Linked DNA regions of Homo sapiens: region 2 is linked to region 1. Evidence: chromatin contacts called from ENCODE Hi-C or POLR2A ChIA-PET data. All regions are on one chromosome and are shown on one strand. The core of a region is the stretch at or near the end of the contact, and the rest is flanking DNA. Distances in the headings are between cores, read along the strand shown. Region 1 holds the start of KRTAP29-1 (keratin associated like protein 29-1). Region 2 holds the start of KRT36 (keratin 36).

What was found. Hi-C counts contacts between places; a loop is a spot of excess contacts on that map. ChIA-PET counts read pairs that join two places held with the same protein, here RNA polymerase II (POLR2A). Pooled maps may share reads with other maps.
Region 2: a map of heart right ventricle shows a loop between it and region 1 (2.8-fold over the local background). The contact joins the promoter of KRT36 here to the promoter of KRTAP29-1 in region 1. A Hi-C loop is called at or near these places in 1 of 168 maps with a recorded cell type or tissue (heart right ventricle) and 1 of 50 pooled maps. POLR2A ChIA-PET finds 5 or more read pairs at or near these places in 3 of 52 experiments (H1, MCF 10A and activated naive CD4-positive, alpha-beta T cell).

What each region holds. Positions count from the first base shown.
Region 1 is chr17:41,299,859-41,307,632 of GRCh38, forward strand. KRTAP29-1 (keratin associated like protein 29-1) reads right to left here and starts at 2,993. Exons shown (of 1, transcript NM_001257309.1): 1 at 1,968-2,993. The coding sequence starts at 2,993. The coding sequence ends at 1,968.
Region 2 is chr17:41,487,053-41,494,869 of GRCh38, forward strand. It overlaps KRT36 (keratin 36), which reads right to left and starts at 2,858. Exons shown (of 7, transcript NM_003771.5): 1 at 2,354-2,858; 2 at 1,590-1,672; 3 at 1,191-1,347; 4 at 524-685; 5 at 299-424; 6 at 1-118. The coding sequence starts at 2,812.

The sequences.
Region 1 (7,774 bases), core at 1,743-4,242:
ACTCTTGTCCTTCAGTGACCTTGATGTCTCATTATTCCCGGGCTCTTTTGGTTAGTTTTCCTTCATCTGTAAGGTTTTTTTTAGAATGTCCCACACATATTGGCAAGACCTATTTAACTACTGAGAACCTCAAATCACAGTGATTGAGAGGACTGGAACGAGAGATGCTCAGCCAGTGACCATCAGGTAAGTTTATGAGCAGATCCTAAGGTCCCTCCTCGGGTTGGGGAGAAGGCCCGATCTGGGAGAAAGTCAGGGCACTGGTCATAAAGACATAAGGACAGAAGTCCAACCATTTAAACTGGGACAGGAGTCATCCAAAGGGCAGGGGGGAACAAGAGGGTGATATCAGCTGGGCCAGTTAGATGGGGAAGGCTAAAATGCTAAAATCAGTCTTTTAGTGCACTTTACTCAGGTTTGGCTAGGCATGTTTTATAGGCAATTGTAAATCATGGAGCAAATAAATCAACCTTAAGTGCAGCCATACAACTAAGTTGAAATGTGGTGTGTGTCTGTGTGTGAGTGTGTGTGTGCATGTATGTGTGTGCATCTGTATCTGAGTGTGTGTGTGTGTACCTGTATGCATCTATATGTGTGTGCATGTGTGTGGGTAGAAAAGGTACTGAAGGCAATACCCATACATAGTTAGAAATAAAAGGAAAATACCCATTAGAAGACTAGAACAGATCTAGCTACTTGAACTGTTGAAATGATAAGCCCACCTATATCTAGGGATTCAAGAAGCATTCAATGCTTCTTGAATTCAATTCAAGAAGAGATTCAGTGCTGACATTAGTCAATTCAACTGCAGGTAGAAATTCTCCACCTGGACCCTTCCATGTTCAGGTGCTAGATTTTGTTCTTATGGCCATCCCCCTCTTTTTTGACCCAGAACCTTCTTTCAAGACTACGACCCTTGTGATTCTAAAACTGGGGATAAAACAATTAATAGTCTCTCTACAGATCCAAAGTATACCTCAGTGACAGAAAAATGTGAACTATGAAGATTTGTTTGCTAGTTACCAAATTATTGCTGCTCACCTACAGGTACACCCTTCATTGCCTGCTCTATGATAATACAAAGGGATCCTATGAATATTTCTCCTTAGCCAGCTGACACAATGTCCCAGGCAGGAGAATCGCTTGAACCCAGGAGGCAGAGGTTGCGGTGGGCCGAGATCACGCTCTTGCACTCCAGCCTGGGCAACAAGAGTGAAACTCTGTGTCAAAAAAAAAAAAAAAAAAAAAAGAATCTTAAATGAATTAACCCTAAGCTATTCTCTATGGCCAATACCTCATGTTTGTTTTCATCTGTGGCTTTCCAGAACCATTTTTGTTGTTGGCTTCCTGTCTACTCACTATAGGGAAAATGAGCCCACTCAGCTCAAAAGAACTCTTGGTGGTGAAAATTTTGGAAGCCAGTGAACTGTTTGCCCTTACTCTCGTCCAGCTGGAGAATCTATAATCCTAGACACTAGCTACCCTTGCAGACCAATGCAGACCCACTGACTTAGATGACTCAGGCTCATTGTGTTCAAATGTGACCTGAAGGAAATCTACATAGAGGTGTGTGTAGGAATGAAAGCACTCCAGGAGTCTTATTTATTATACTTAACCAGTCACATTTTTATTAGCAGCTGGCAGCAACGAGGTCTTCTGAAAGACCAGGCAGCATCAAGAAAGAGAAACAAGAGAGGGTTTGCTAAAGTGAAATGAATTGACATCATCAGGAAATGCAAGCAGCAGTGTGGTAGTCCATGGTTGCTGAAAGGTTATTCTCGGTTAAGAAGGATCTCTTCGTGCCTGGACAAGTTCCCTGGTCAGCACCTGGAGAGAATGTGAAGGTGGAATCAGGGTAAAGTTAGAAAGCAGGCAGCATTTGTACTCGGTGGGAGGCAGGCACCCAGGGATGGCTATGCATTTATAGACAGCCGCAGACCCTCAGAGGAGGTGTGAAGAGGGCTCCATTAACAAAGTGTTGCCTTGCAGAAGCTGGACTCACAGCTGGGTTGGCATGAAGTCGGCAAGCAATTGGAGCCACTACTGGGTGATGTGCCTAAACCAGTCACACAGCAAGCTGATTTGCAGCCACTCTGGTTATAGGAAGGGGGTCCATCACAAGTTGGTTGGCCAGAAATCACAGTGTCACAAGAAGCTGGTTTGCAACAGTTCTTTGTGGAACAAGGGGCCTGGCAGTTAGCCACTGGCTGGTAGATGAAGCATGTGGAAGGAACCAGTTGGCAGTGAGGTGGCTGGCAATGGGAAGGCACACAGCAAGTAGTATTGCAAGAACTGAACACACAAGTCGATGGCTGGCAGGGAACAGGCATGTAGAGGGCTGATTGGCAAGGCTTGAAAATATAGCAGATGGGTTGATAATAAGTTGATTTACAGGGCTGGCCTTCACCACTGACGGGTTGACATGAACTTCCTTGGCACCAAGTTGGTTGGCATGGACTAGCTGTACAGATGGTTGGTAGGCAAGAAGTTTCCGGACAGGAGGTCACTTCAGAGCAGGATGGCTGGCAGGATCCAGCATCACAGCAGACTGATTGGCCACAAGCTGCCTGACATGATCCAGACATGCAGACAGATTCCTGGCAGGAGCTTTGCTGGCAGGGACTGGCATCGCAGCACTTTTCCTGACAACAAGTAGATTCCGAGCAGGATGGCTGACATGAGCTAACCAGACAAGGAGACTGACCAGTGCCAGACTGATAGCAGGCTGCGTGGGAGCACATAGGTTGGCAAACAAAACCCACACAAGACGTTGCTGGAAGGCGGGTAGGTTGACACGAAGCAGGATCACAGCCACTTGGGGCACCAATGGATGGCTGACAGCTTTCTTGGCATGTGACCAGTTGCCACATTCTGCTGTGGCAGGAACTAGGCAAACAGAGAGCATGTCGAAATCCACCTTTAACTGGGTATGTGGTGATGGTGGGCACAGCTGGAATGGCTGTGGTGTTTCCAGGACAACAGCCGTCTGCCATGGTGCTGGTGCTGACCTTGCTGGGAAGTTGCAAGCTCAGTATACCTGCATTGGAAAGACATCCGATACAGAGGGGCTTTTATAGTCCTTCACTAGGGGTGTTGGCACGCCATGCAGCATCTTTCCTTGTTATTGTTTTTACTCATTTGCATGCAAACATCTGATTAGCAGGCTTCAGGAGCCTGGGAGATGTTTCAACTTTGAAAAGGTGTCTGTTGAGTCGGGAGTTTTCTGCGCTGCATTTGGATTCGTTGACACTGCTCCTGCTCTTGGATGAGCTGTCTCTTTTACAGGTTGCTCTCCAGCCTCACTGAAGCAGGCCTTTCCTGGCACTAACCTTTCATCAGGAGGCCTCTGCCAAGCCAGAGTGGCCCTGCTGTTCCTCCAGGAATGCAGCTTTGCACCATTCAATCAGAAATGAAGCCTTGACCCAGTTTGGGGAGAGGATGTCAAGACGGGAAATGGAAAATTAGTCCAAGGAACCCAGGGACACTTAAGTGCCTCTACCTCTTTTTAAAACCTTCCCATTTATCATTCCTGAAACTTGTTTACTAGTACTATTACTAATAATAACAATAGAAATGGCTTTCATTTATTGCATAGTTACTAGATCAAGTCCTTGGCTGCATTTTTCACTGGATCCTCACAATGACTTCAGTAAGTATAATTGTCATCACTATGTTAGAAGTGGCAAAACTAAAAAAAAGTAATAAATAAAGAAGAAACCAGGTTTAAAACAAAGTTAAGATTAAAATATAAAACTTCATTGGCCCTTTTAGGAAGCTTAAAATCTCCCCCAAATTGGTTCCTCTCAAGATTTTTTTAGAACAGAAAAGAAGAAAACAGAAGTGGCAAAACTCATAGAGTTTAAATCATGTTCCCAAAATTATGCAAATGAAAAGGGGTAGAAACAAAATTCAAACCTAGCTTTGTCTGACCACCAAACCCCTGATCTTAACCACCTATTAGACCCCCTGACTTTGGGGAGGCAGGGAGAAGGCGACACTGATATAGTGGCTGCAGGCTGACACCCCTATGGCAACAGACTGGCTCGTGAGCAGGTTGCCCAGGCCCCATCCTGGGGATCCTCCGCCCACTCCAGTGACTGTAATCAGCAGCTAGACCACACTGGTGTGAGTACTTACCTCTACTTATCAATACACTCAAACACAGTCTTTTAATTTTGGAAATTTTTTAAACTACCAAATATTTCATCAGGAAGTATCAAACCCACCCTAGGGCATCAATAGCATATGAATTCTATACAAATAAAAACACGCCAGCAGTGATAATAAAAAAAATCACTGTAAAGTGGTGTTAATGTTAAACCAATCCCTTCCAAGAGGAATTCGTGAGGGACTTTCTTGGCCCTTCTGCTTTTCCTCCGGGCTTGTCCTGGCTCCGCATCACCAACCAGGTCCGGTGTTCTACACCAGCCAACGTTCTGGCCGGTTCACGCTGGAGGCACATGACGGAGTGGAAAGATCACGGTGTGGGGAGCCAGATGGGGCTGGCCTTGATTTCTGGCTCTGCCACTAACTCATTCTGTTGAATATGTTAGCTAATTACCTAAGTCTTCAAAGTATGGCGATTTCATCAACTGCGTTGTCATGTCTCAGGTTAGTTTTTTGTGGGTGTTTGTTTGCTTTGGTTGCTTCACAAATTATTGAAAATACTGAAAACGCTGAAGGGTACTTTGCAAACCCCCAGCTACAAAATGCCTTCTCCTTGGCACCCTCTTCACCTCCATTTTAAAAAGAAGAGAAACATTTTTGATCAGAACAATGTCTGGAAAACCTTCTCCCCTGCCATTGAAATGCCTTTTTCCCCACAGTTGGTTTCTATGTCACACCATGGATCACTTCTTTTGCCCTCCTTCTTGTCTGTATTCATGTTGGCATCTTTCAATCTGCAGGAATCCATGCACTGTGTTTTATTGCTGAATATTTACCCCCAAAGCTCTTCATCTTCCCAGAGGATGTATTTAATACTTTCAGTCTTACCAAATATGTCAATCAAACTGGGAACATGAGCATGTTTGAAAAATCACATCAACTTCAGTCCAATATCCTATACCACTTTTATAGTTTTAAAGCAATCCATTCTACATCCATTTTTCTCTAAGTGATTCTGCTCTTGTTTTCTTTTCTCCTAAAGGAAACTCTTAATAGCAAGAACATCTGTCTTGCTGTAGTTCAAGGCACTAAAAACACCTAGTGTATCAACAAAGACACCTGTGACCACATTGAGACATATCATGATCCATACAGAACCTAGGCTTTGGAAAGAACTGGGTTTTAGTCATTTGCATGTTACTTATTAGCCATGACAATCGTGAATTTTATCACTCCCTTTATATATATGTGTTTGTGTGTGTACATATGTGTATAAATGCATGTATACTCATACATATGTGTGTCTGTGGTTTTTGAACAATACACACATATATGTTTGAGTGTGTGTATATATATACACACATTATATTAATATACATAAATATATACACACACGTATGGTTTTCTGGAGCTTGTTTATATCAATCAACACTATGTTAGTAAGATTCATCCATGCTATTGCATGTCGCCATTTTCCAGTCATCTTCACAGTATAATATCCCATTGGGTGAATATACCACAATTTAATTGTCCATTGATGGGCACTTGGATTGTTTGTCCTTCGAATTCTGCATCTTATGTATAGGTGAAAAAATAGGAGAGAATACATATTACTTCAAAGAATTGCTGTAATCCATATGAAATGCTTAGTCCAGTGCTTGGCACAGAGGTTCAAAACCCTAGCCAACTCCTGTGTGTGTGTGTGTGTGTGTGTGTGTGTGTGTGTTTAGACAGAATCTCTCTCTGTCGCCCAGGCTGGAGTGCAGTGAAGTGATCTTGGCTCACTGCAACCTCCTTCCAGATTCAAGCAATTCTCCTGCCTCAGCCTCCTAGTAGCTGGGACTACAGGCGTGCGCCACCATGACCAGCTAATTTTTGTATTTTTAGTAGAGATGCGGTTTCACCACGTTGGCCAGGCTGGTCTCGAACTCCTGACCTCAGGTGATTCACCCACCTCGGCCTCCCGAAGTGCTGGGATTATAGGCTTTAGCCACAGCATCCGGCTGGCCAACTCCCCTCTTGACTCTGGAAGGAGACAATGATAAATCCCAATGGCTTGATGAGACAGTAACTCCAACACCAATGTGATTAAGTTTTGCTTTTGACTTTCTCCCTCTGCCATAGTCTGACCCAGTGGTTCTCAAACAGGGGTGATTTTTGCACTCCCAGGCAATGTTTGGCAATGTCTGGAGACATTTGTGATCATCACCCTCAAAGGATGCTACTAGAATCTGGTTCATAGAGGCCAGGGATGCTGCTTAACATCCTATAATTCACAGGACAGCCTTTACAACAAAGAATCGCCCAGCCCAAAATGTCAATAATGCTGAAGTTGAGAAGCCCTGGTCGACCCTCACACTGTGCTCATGATGACTCAAGCTGCCCCTTGAGGACAAGGAATAGGCCTCCATTCTGTGCACTAAGTGTAGGGAGTGACTGCTTTGAAGAGACTCTGTCCTTGGATTTTGTAAGATACAGAATTTATCCTATGAGTGTCTTGGAGGAAGTAGGAGAACATAAACAAAATTCTCACACAAGAAATCCAAGTTACCCAACCTTCTTTGTTGTAAGTATGATCCCTGATCCCCACTTGTTTTTCTTCCTGTGGACCCAAAAACAATTGGCTTCCTTTCCTCCCCAGTCTCTCTATATCCAGAACCATGTTCTTCCATTGAGTTCTCCACACCAACCAAGGCCAGAGGGATGTTCCAAAACCAGTGCTCTTCCTGTCACCTCCTTGCATGCAGCCCCTTGATGCTTTCATGTCAGCCCTGCATCAAACCGAAATACCTCTGTCTAGCATGCAAGACCCCACATAGACAGATCACTGTCTACGACCTGACCTCATGGCTCATTCCTCAAAGAACAACTCTCCCATGCCTCACCTAATGAACAATTTGCCCTCAAGCCCCATTCACTTGTACAAGTCTCCTTTGCCTAGAAAGTTTTTCCTTTCCTGTTTGTAACTGGTTAATTCCTACTCATACTGAAAGACTCGATGCCAGTATCACATTCTCCAATAATTCTTTCCTTGTTCCCCAACTATGCTCTGCTGAGTTCATGGTGCTCTATGCTTATCTCCAAGTACTTGGCACAAAGGAATGTCATAATTGTCTTGCTGCCCACCAGAGAGTGAGTTTCTTGAGAACAAAGACTGAGACTTCTTATGTTTATTCTTAGAGCTAAACACAGTCCCTGGCACCTAGCTGCTGTCTAATAATGCCAGAGGGATGGGTGGGTGGATGGATGGTTGAATGGAGCTGCTGTTAAAGAAGAAGCAAGTCACTGATGAGACTATGGCATTAATGGAAGAGCAAGGAGAACAGCAAGTTGCTTCAGCTTAGCCACCTTTATTGGACAGTTACATATTTTACCTGATTGGAGAAGTCCCTAAGGAACACAAGCATGCATAGCAAGGGAGCACATACATGATGACAGAAAAAACTACATGCAGGAAAGAGACCCGAGATGATGTGGCAAAGCAGCTCTTCTCAGCTTAATCGTAGCAGAAGACAAGAACCTGGAATGTCTCCCTCTCACTGTCCAGAAGGCCTTCATTTAAGTGATCAGGATACTGACATTTCTGATGAGTTCTTTGAGGGGTAAGCCGATTGTGAGTAACAATGCAGAAAGAAAGAGCTCCTAGCTAAGTCATAATGAGCTTTGG
Region 2 (7,817 bases), core at 1,608-4,107, 190 kb after region 1:
GGTCGCAGCGGATCTCAGACAGCTGGGCCTCCACGTTGCTGATCAGGCACTGCATCTGGGCCAGCTGGGAGCTGTAGCGGGCCTCGGTTTCGGCCAGGGTGGATTCCAAGGAATTCCGCTGCAATGGGAAAGAGGAAGAGCTGCCTATTGGGGAGGAATCCCCTGACCCCAGAAACCCACAGCCCTGGGCATCTGCCTACGGCCTGTGATCACACCCCATGAGAGCCTGCACGCTGAGGCTGGTGCGTCGGGGACCTGCCACAGGCCGTGGCCAGCGACGCAGGCAGGGGCCACTCACCATGCTGTGCTGAGCCTGCAGCTCAATCTCTAGCGCGTTGACCGTACGTCTCAGCTCGATGATCTCCGTCTGGCAGCACTGCAGCTGCTCCGAGCTGGACACCACCTGCTGGTTCAGCTCCTCAGTCTGAAACACATGCCAGGGCCCAGAGCATGGTCAAACCAAGCTACTTCCAAGGGTAACCCCAGCCCAGGAGCCTGTGGTCCCAGGGCACCCCAGCCCCACCTGGGTGTTGAACCAGGCCTCCACATCTCTGCGGTTATTCTCCACCAGGGCCTCGTACTGGCATCTCATATCCTCCAGGATCTTGTTGAGATCCACTGGGGGAGCAGCGTCCACCTCCACATTCAGTCGGTCCCCAAGTTGGCAACGGAGTACACTGACTTCCTGCAGAGAGGAGGCAAGACGGCATGAGGTTGTGAAAAAGATGCTGGATTGCAGGTTTCAATGACCTGAATTCAAACCCTCTTCCCTCAGTCACCAGCTGCATAGCATTAGACAGGATACTTAAATATCTCTGAGCCTTGGTCTCCTTCTCCGTATATACCTACCTCCTTCTATGGGATATTTGTGAGATGATACAAACCCTAGGCAAATTAAATTGCTGTTATCAGGCACTAGAGCCCAAATAGACATGTAGTGTTATGGGCAAAAGTGTAGACCCTCTATGACCTTAGGCAAGCAACTTAACCTCTTTGTGCCTAAGTTTTCTCATCTGTAAAATGGAGCTTGTAACAGTTTATAATTCTTGGGATTATTGTAAGGATGAAATGAAACGAGAATGAAATGCAAGGCCTTTGTATAGTTCCTGCCGCACAGAAAACTGAAAGCCCAGCAGTGGCTTCCTAAGCTGGATGGGAAACACTGGGAAGTCACATGGCACCAGCCTCACCTCCTCGTGATTCTTCTTGAGGCACATCAGCTCCTCCTTCAGGGACTCCACCTGAGCCTCCAGGTCAGCCTTGCACAGGGTCAGCTCATCCAGGATCCTACGCAGGCCGTTGATGTCGGCCTCCACTAGCTGCCGCAGAGACAGCTCTGTCTCATACCTGCACACACAGAACCCTGCCAAGTCTGCAGCAAAGGAAACCACACACCAGCAGGGACCCCTGCCCTACTGTCCAGCTGCAGTGGCTGACGGGATCAGGAGCATGACACTCCTTTCCCCTGAGGTCCAGGGCTCATGCCACATTTTCCCATCCAGCCTTATTCCCACATCACCAGCTCCCAAAGGCAGGGGACAGAGGCAAGGGAGTGGCATGGCAAACCTTCCCTGATCAGGCCCACTCACTTGGTCCGGAAGTCGTCAGCAGCCAGCTTGGCATTATCAATCTGCAGGACCAGCCTGGCATTCTCAGACTTAGTCAGCAGGATCTGGGGAACAAGAGGCTTCCCATAAGCTACAGGAGGCCCAGCAGTGTGGGGGCAGGTAGGGGGATAGCTCAGCTCACAGAGGCCATGCCACTGTGTACCACCAGCCCCTTCACCATTTCCAGCCCTGAGCCACACCCCAGGTGTGGGGGGAGCATCCACCCCACAGGGGCATCCCGAGGATGTCAGTGACCATCAGTCCTGGCGCCTGTAGCCTTCAGAGTGGCACAGCAAGATACACCAGGGTGAGGCAGACCTGAGTTCAGGTTCTGCATCTAACACTGAGCCTGTGTGCTCTTGAGCAAGTTGCTGAACCCCTCAAAATTCAACTTCCACATCTGTCAGATGGGTCCAGTAATACCAATCTCTCCAAGATGAAGAATAAATAAGCCAGGGAATAGGAAAGTGTCAGGCACAGTGCTGTATCCGGTAGGGGCTTGGTACATGTTCCTTCCCTTCCTACAGCAAGGGGAGGGGGGTGAGGAACGGCTGGCAACAAGGTACAAGCAAGAGACCAGCAGAGAAGCCTGGGTCCCCCAGGAAACCAAAGCCCTAGAGAGAAAAGTTTGCCCTACCAGGAGAATTCCCTAAAAGCTACCGTCCCATCTGGAAAGGCCCTGGAATGAGACAGACGCCTCCTAAGAGTTGGGCTGCTCAGCTGGAAAGGGGCCAGGTCTCCCTCACCTTCTGCTGGAAATCTTCGATGGTCTTGAAGTAGGACTGGTAGTCTGGGCAGATGTATGGGATCTGAAACTCGTACCACTCCTGGATGCGGCTCTCCAGCTCCGCGTTCTCCCGCTCCAGCTGACGCACCTTCTCCAGGTAGTTGGCCAGGCGGTCGTTCAGGAACTGCATAGTCTCCTTCTCGCTGCCGTTGAAGGAGCCCTCGCAGAACCAGCCCCCGCTCCCCACAAAGCCAGAGGTGTGGCACTCAGAAGACAGGTAGGAGCCAGGCAAGCAGCTCCCAAGGCCAGAGAGGCCCGACCTAGCAGAAGAGATGTACCCTGCAGCACCGGCGAGACTGGGGACCCTGCAGGAGCCCACAGAACGGATGGAGGACACCCGAGAGATGCCGCCTGCTGTGCCACAGAGGCCCTTGATAGACCCAGTGGAGAAGGTAGGGGTGCAGGTCTGGGTGGCCATGGTGCTAGCAGAGGAAGGTTGCAGCTTAGCAAGGAGCTCAGGTTCTGGACTCTCAAGGCCTCTATGGAGCATTTATGTACACTCACCATTGGGTGTTGGCATGGTACACATCTCTTGCTCTTGGGAAAGCCTGTTCCTACCCCAGATAGCTAATATTAGAATGTGATTTTTGCTACCCATCCGGAACCCCATGCCTTGTAAAAAAAAAAAAAAAATCAAATCGTTGAATTTGGTTTGCTAAGTCAGGACTCTCCACTGTTGTCATTTCCTAGCAGAATATGAGTTTTATTGCCTCTTCAAAGAGTCTCTGCACCAGATCCCATAAATCGGGAGTGGCTGCACGAATGACATTTGGTTCCTGCTTTCTCCACCTCCCTTCCCCTGGGGATCCTCATCTGTCCCTTGTCACTTCCATCCACTGCTGCCACGCCTCATAGCTGCTCACCCCTGCCTGGGCTACTGGGATGGTAAAAGGGAGCAAAGGAACTAAAATTCAGGGAGCACCTGTGATGTACCAGGCTCATTGTTATTTCATTTACACCTCGTAACAACCCTAGGAGGTGGCTGATTTTATCTTCATTTTTACCAGTGTGGAAACTGGGGCTCCGAATGGTTTAATAGCTTGCTCAGTGTGAACAGGAAGTGACTGGCAGAGCTTGGGTCTGAAACTAGGGCTCTCAGACACCAAATCCTACTTCCTTGCCCCACTGCTTCCCCACACAACTGGAGTCAAGTCTGGGTACCCAGAATTTAGGGACAGGAGACATAGTTCAAATCCTGGCTCTGCTACTAATTTGCCCTGTGATACTGAGCACATCATTTCCTCCCTGGGAACCTCAGTGTTTTCACTGGAACAGTAGAGATTGTCCTTCTGTCCCGCCTGCTTCACACAGATATAAGGAGGATCGAACAAGAAGTGAAAGTGTTTTGCAAGCCACTGGGTCCTGCAGAAGTGTTGGTTGGTTAGGTTAGGTTAGGTTAGGTTAGGTTAGGTTAGGTTAGGTTAGGTTAGGTTGACAGTCTTTGATGATGGTTTATGGCTGTGACCAGCAAAGGTTCGTGAGTGTGAGCATTCACATGGCACTGCTGAGAATGGTCTGTCTGCCCACTGGGCACAGCAGGGTGGCAGTGGGAGAAGGAGATGCCCCATAGCCAGTCCCTCAGTCAATGAACACATCATCACAGACTCCTGCTATTATGGAATCTGCATGCTTGGATCACTGGGCAGAGCTGGAGGGCAGTTTCCTTTGTGGCCGTCAGCTTTTTGAACCTCATGGGTAGAATCAGGACCCTAGAACAACCTGCTCTGACCCTCCTGGTCCCTTAACAGGTCACAGAAATGGCCAATGGCAGACTCTTTGGACAGAGGAGGAATACAAAGAAAAAAGCTAAATACTGCCAGATAGTTAAGCAAGCCGAGAGAGAAGAACCTGAGAATTGGGGACCAAAGATAAACCTGGGTCTTCCGCCTTGAAACATGGACTTTCCCAAGGCTTGGGAAACCTGCTCACTCTGCCCCCACACACGCTTGGTTTGCAAAGCTGGCGTTTATGGAAGCATTTATGTGCTTCTAAGGTTGTAATTTGCCAACCTCTTAAAATGTTTTATAAGCTTCTCTCTGAAATTATCCAGGGAGGATTGGCTGTGGTGAACATGCCTCTCCCAGCAAGGTGGACACCTTGACAAGATGTCCAGGAGCAGCTGGCAGTGGACCCCGTGCAGCCCCTCTGGGAGCAAGAGCACAGCATCAGCCCTCCAGAGCACCAGCTGCCCCAGCAATGGCTTCCTCACAGCCACCCAATCTCCCCAGTTCTCCTGGCAGGGCCTAGGATTGGATTGTCATGGGGTTTCCCAACCTCAGCCCTTCGTGCCAGGTCATTCTTTGTTGTTTAGGGCTCTCCTGTGCTTTGTAAAATGTGTGGCAGTATCCCTGGACTCTACCACCAGATGCCAGTAGCCACCCCCTGCCCCAGTGTTGACAACCAAAACTGTCTACAGACATTGCCAAATGTTCCCCGGGTTAGGAGTCAGGGGGCAAAACCACCCCCAGTTGAGAACCATTGGACTATCAGGACCAAGACTGGGGCTCCGACCCAACCTCCCCTAAGCACCCCTGACTTTATTTTCTGGGACAACTAGCGTGGAGTCTGGCTGTCTCTGTTGGGCCCACTCAGGCAAGTCCTCAATACACCCATGCCTCGGTTTCCCTTGTTCATGACACAGCGTGCTTGTCCTGCAAAATGGGCCATAGGGCAGCCCTCACCAAGCCCTTTGCAGAGCTCTTCTCTGTTCGGGATCTCTGGCTGGTAGGCATCTGAAGTTAATATTCTCATTTTCTTTTTTGTTTTAACCCCTGTACTGTATGATCCATATCTGAAGCTGATTCTAGGTTTCTCTCAGGACAACTGAATAAGCAAGGAGTCTGCTAATCCGAATATCTAGATGTCCCCATCATTCTCACCTGAGCATCAGGAGGGACACTGTGGACCAGAGAGGTGCCTCTAGGGTTGTGGGGAGAGGAATGTACCTTCCCTGGAGCAGGTGACCAGCTCGTCAAAGGTAAAAGTCTTTCAGCTGCCCTCAGTGTCTTGCCTTTTTCCTTATTGTTGACTGCACAGCCAACCCCCCGACCCAAGGGAAGGGCCCTGAGCCGGGACTCAGCGAGAACTAAGTTCAAGCTGCTCCATCCCTCTGAGCCTCAGCTTTCACAATAGGTCTGTGGAGGTCATAACACCACAATCACGGGATTGTGAGAACTACATCCAAAGGGGCTGGATAAACAGGAAGTCGTTTCACAGATTTAAGAGACTGAAACTGCTATTAGTACCCATATAGTCAGAACCCCAGTCCAATGCTGTTTCCAGGGCACAAACCACTTGCCCTGGTTTAATGGAATACTAATTCAGAGGCCTAACCCAGCTGTCAAAGAAAAGACAGCTACTCGAAGAGGCATGGTCTAGGATTGTGTCCAGAGCTGCAACAGTCCCCTCAGCTAGAAGTCTCCATCTGGCCTCTGACCCTTACTCTAGAAGCTTCCAAAAGCCCTCACACCACCTGCAGGCTGCAGTGCTGACAGGATGACCTATCCGCCATGATCCCAGCTTGGGGGCAGGAGGAAGAAGGGGAATGCCGCCATAGGAACAGAAAGCATCCTGGCCTTTCCCCACGCCCATCTTGGAAGGCTGCCAAGTTCAACATCAACTCCTGAGTTTCTGGCCCCTTCTTTGGCAGAAAGAAGTCTGCACACTCAAATGAACTTCCATCTGAAAACCAAGGTTCTCCATGGGCAAAGGCCTGAAATATCAAGCCCAAGTCTCCTTCTGCCCAGCTCTGAACAGTCCCTTCCATGCACAAGGCATTGCTGTCACAGTGTGCCCAAGGAGGGAGTGAGTTCTTCAAGCAGGGTGTCTCTTTTTATGCTTCTCTGGGCTTTGGTCAGAACATGCTGGTCACCACTACCCAAAGGCCCCAAAGATAGTGAAGCAAACAAACCAGACAGCAGCCTCTGGGATGGCCAGGCCAACCAGAAATGGGCACAGACAAGAATAAGATCTCTGCAGAAGGCCAATGGTTGTCTCTGTTAGAGCAGCCTGCTGGTTTCAGCTCCATCTTTCTGGTTTTCTCCTACTGCCTCTTCCACCCTTGAGGTCCATACACCCAGATCCTAGAGAATTTCCCACCAGAAGAAGCACCTAAGAAATGTTCATTCCATGTTTTAACCTCTTCAGATCCACCCAGCACCCAACGGTCACCCAGGACCCTGGGAGACCCACAACTCATTCTCATTTCCTCCACATGACTAAATTTTCCTTGGAACGAAGAATGTGTTCAAGTGACAAAGCACCTGGGAGCCCTGGCCCCTCCCCTGAAAAGCAGGGTTCTATATATTCTGTGTCAAATAACCCCATCAACAGCTCATGCCAAATCCACTGTCAACTTACATTAGATTCTAGTGCCGACATGCAACAACAGGTACACAAAGTTGAAGAAAGCCTCACAGAAAGGGGAAACCCTACAATTAAGCCCTTTCTAGCCACCAATGTAATTTTTCCAAAAACTCCAGGAAAAGTCTCGTTTATTCAGTTTTGTTTTTGTTTTTGTTTTTGTTTTTGTTTTTTGAGACAGAGTCTTGCTCTGTCACCCAGGCTGGAGTGCACTGGCAAGATCTCGGCTCACTGCAAGCTCCGCCTTCTGGGTTCACACCATTCTCCTGCCTCTCAGCCTCCCGAGTAGCTGGGAGTACAGGTGCCCGCCACTACGCCTGTCTAATTTTTTGTATTAGAGAGGGGTTTCACCTTGTTGGCCAGGCTGGTCTCAAACTCCTGAGCTTGTGATCCACCCGCCTCGGCCTCCCAAAGTGCTGGGATTACAGGCGTGAGCCACCGTGCCTGGCTGTTTATTCAGTTTTGATGGTGGAAAACTCAGGGCCATTCACAGACCTGATAAAGAAAGGGTTGCCAGATTTAGCAAATTTTTTAAATGTGGTATTAGGAGCATACTTATAGGGTGTGTGTGTGTGTCTGTGTTGTTGTTGTTGTTGTTGTTTGTTTACCTGCAATTCTGATCTGAGTGTCCTGTGTCTGAAACCCTCAGTAAGGAAACATCACTGGTTGAGAGCCTTGGCCACACAAATGCAGCTCTTTCTTCCCTCCTTCCCTGATGGCCTGTCACCATGGCTGGCTGTTCTCAGGGTCAGACACAGAGGGCTTCCCTTGGAGAATCGTGCCTTCCTGTCCTCTCACACCCTGCTGTCAGTGGCTGTCATTCTTGCCCTCCCAAGTCCAAACAGTACTTGGAGATGCAGAAGCTGAATTATCCTGCCTCCCATCCTGGCCACCTCAGTGACATTCCATCCTGATGGCAGCTGCCTTCAACAGGGTGACTCAGACCTTCCTGGACAAGATTTAGCAAGTCTCTCTCTGCTCCATTTCCCACCCCCCAGCTTGTGCCCCAAATGTCCACCTGCCCCCTGCTATCACCCGGCCTCACCAGGTTCAAGACAATC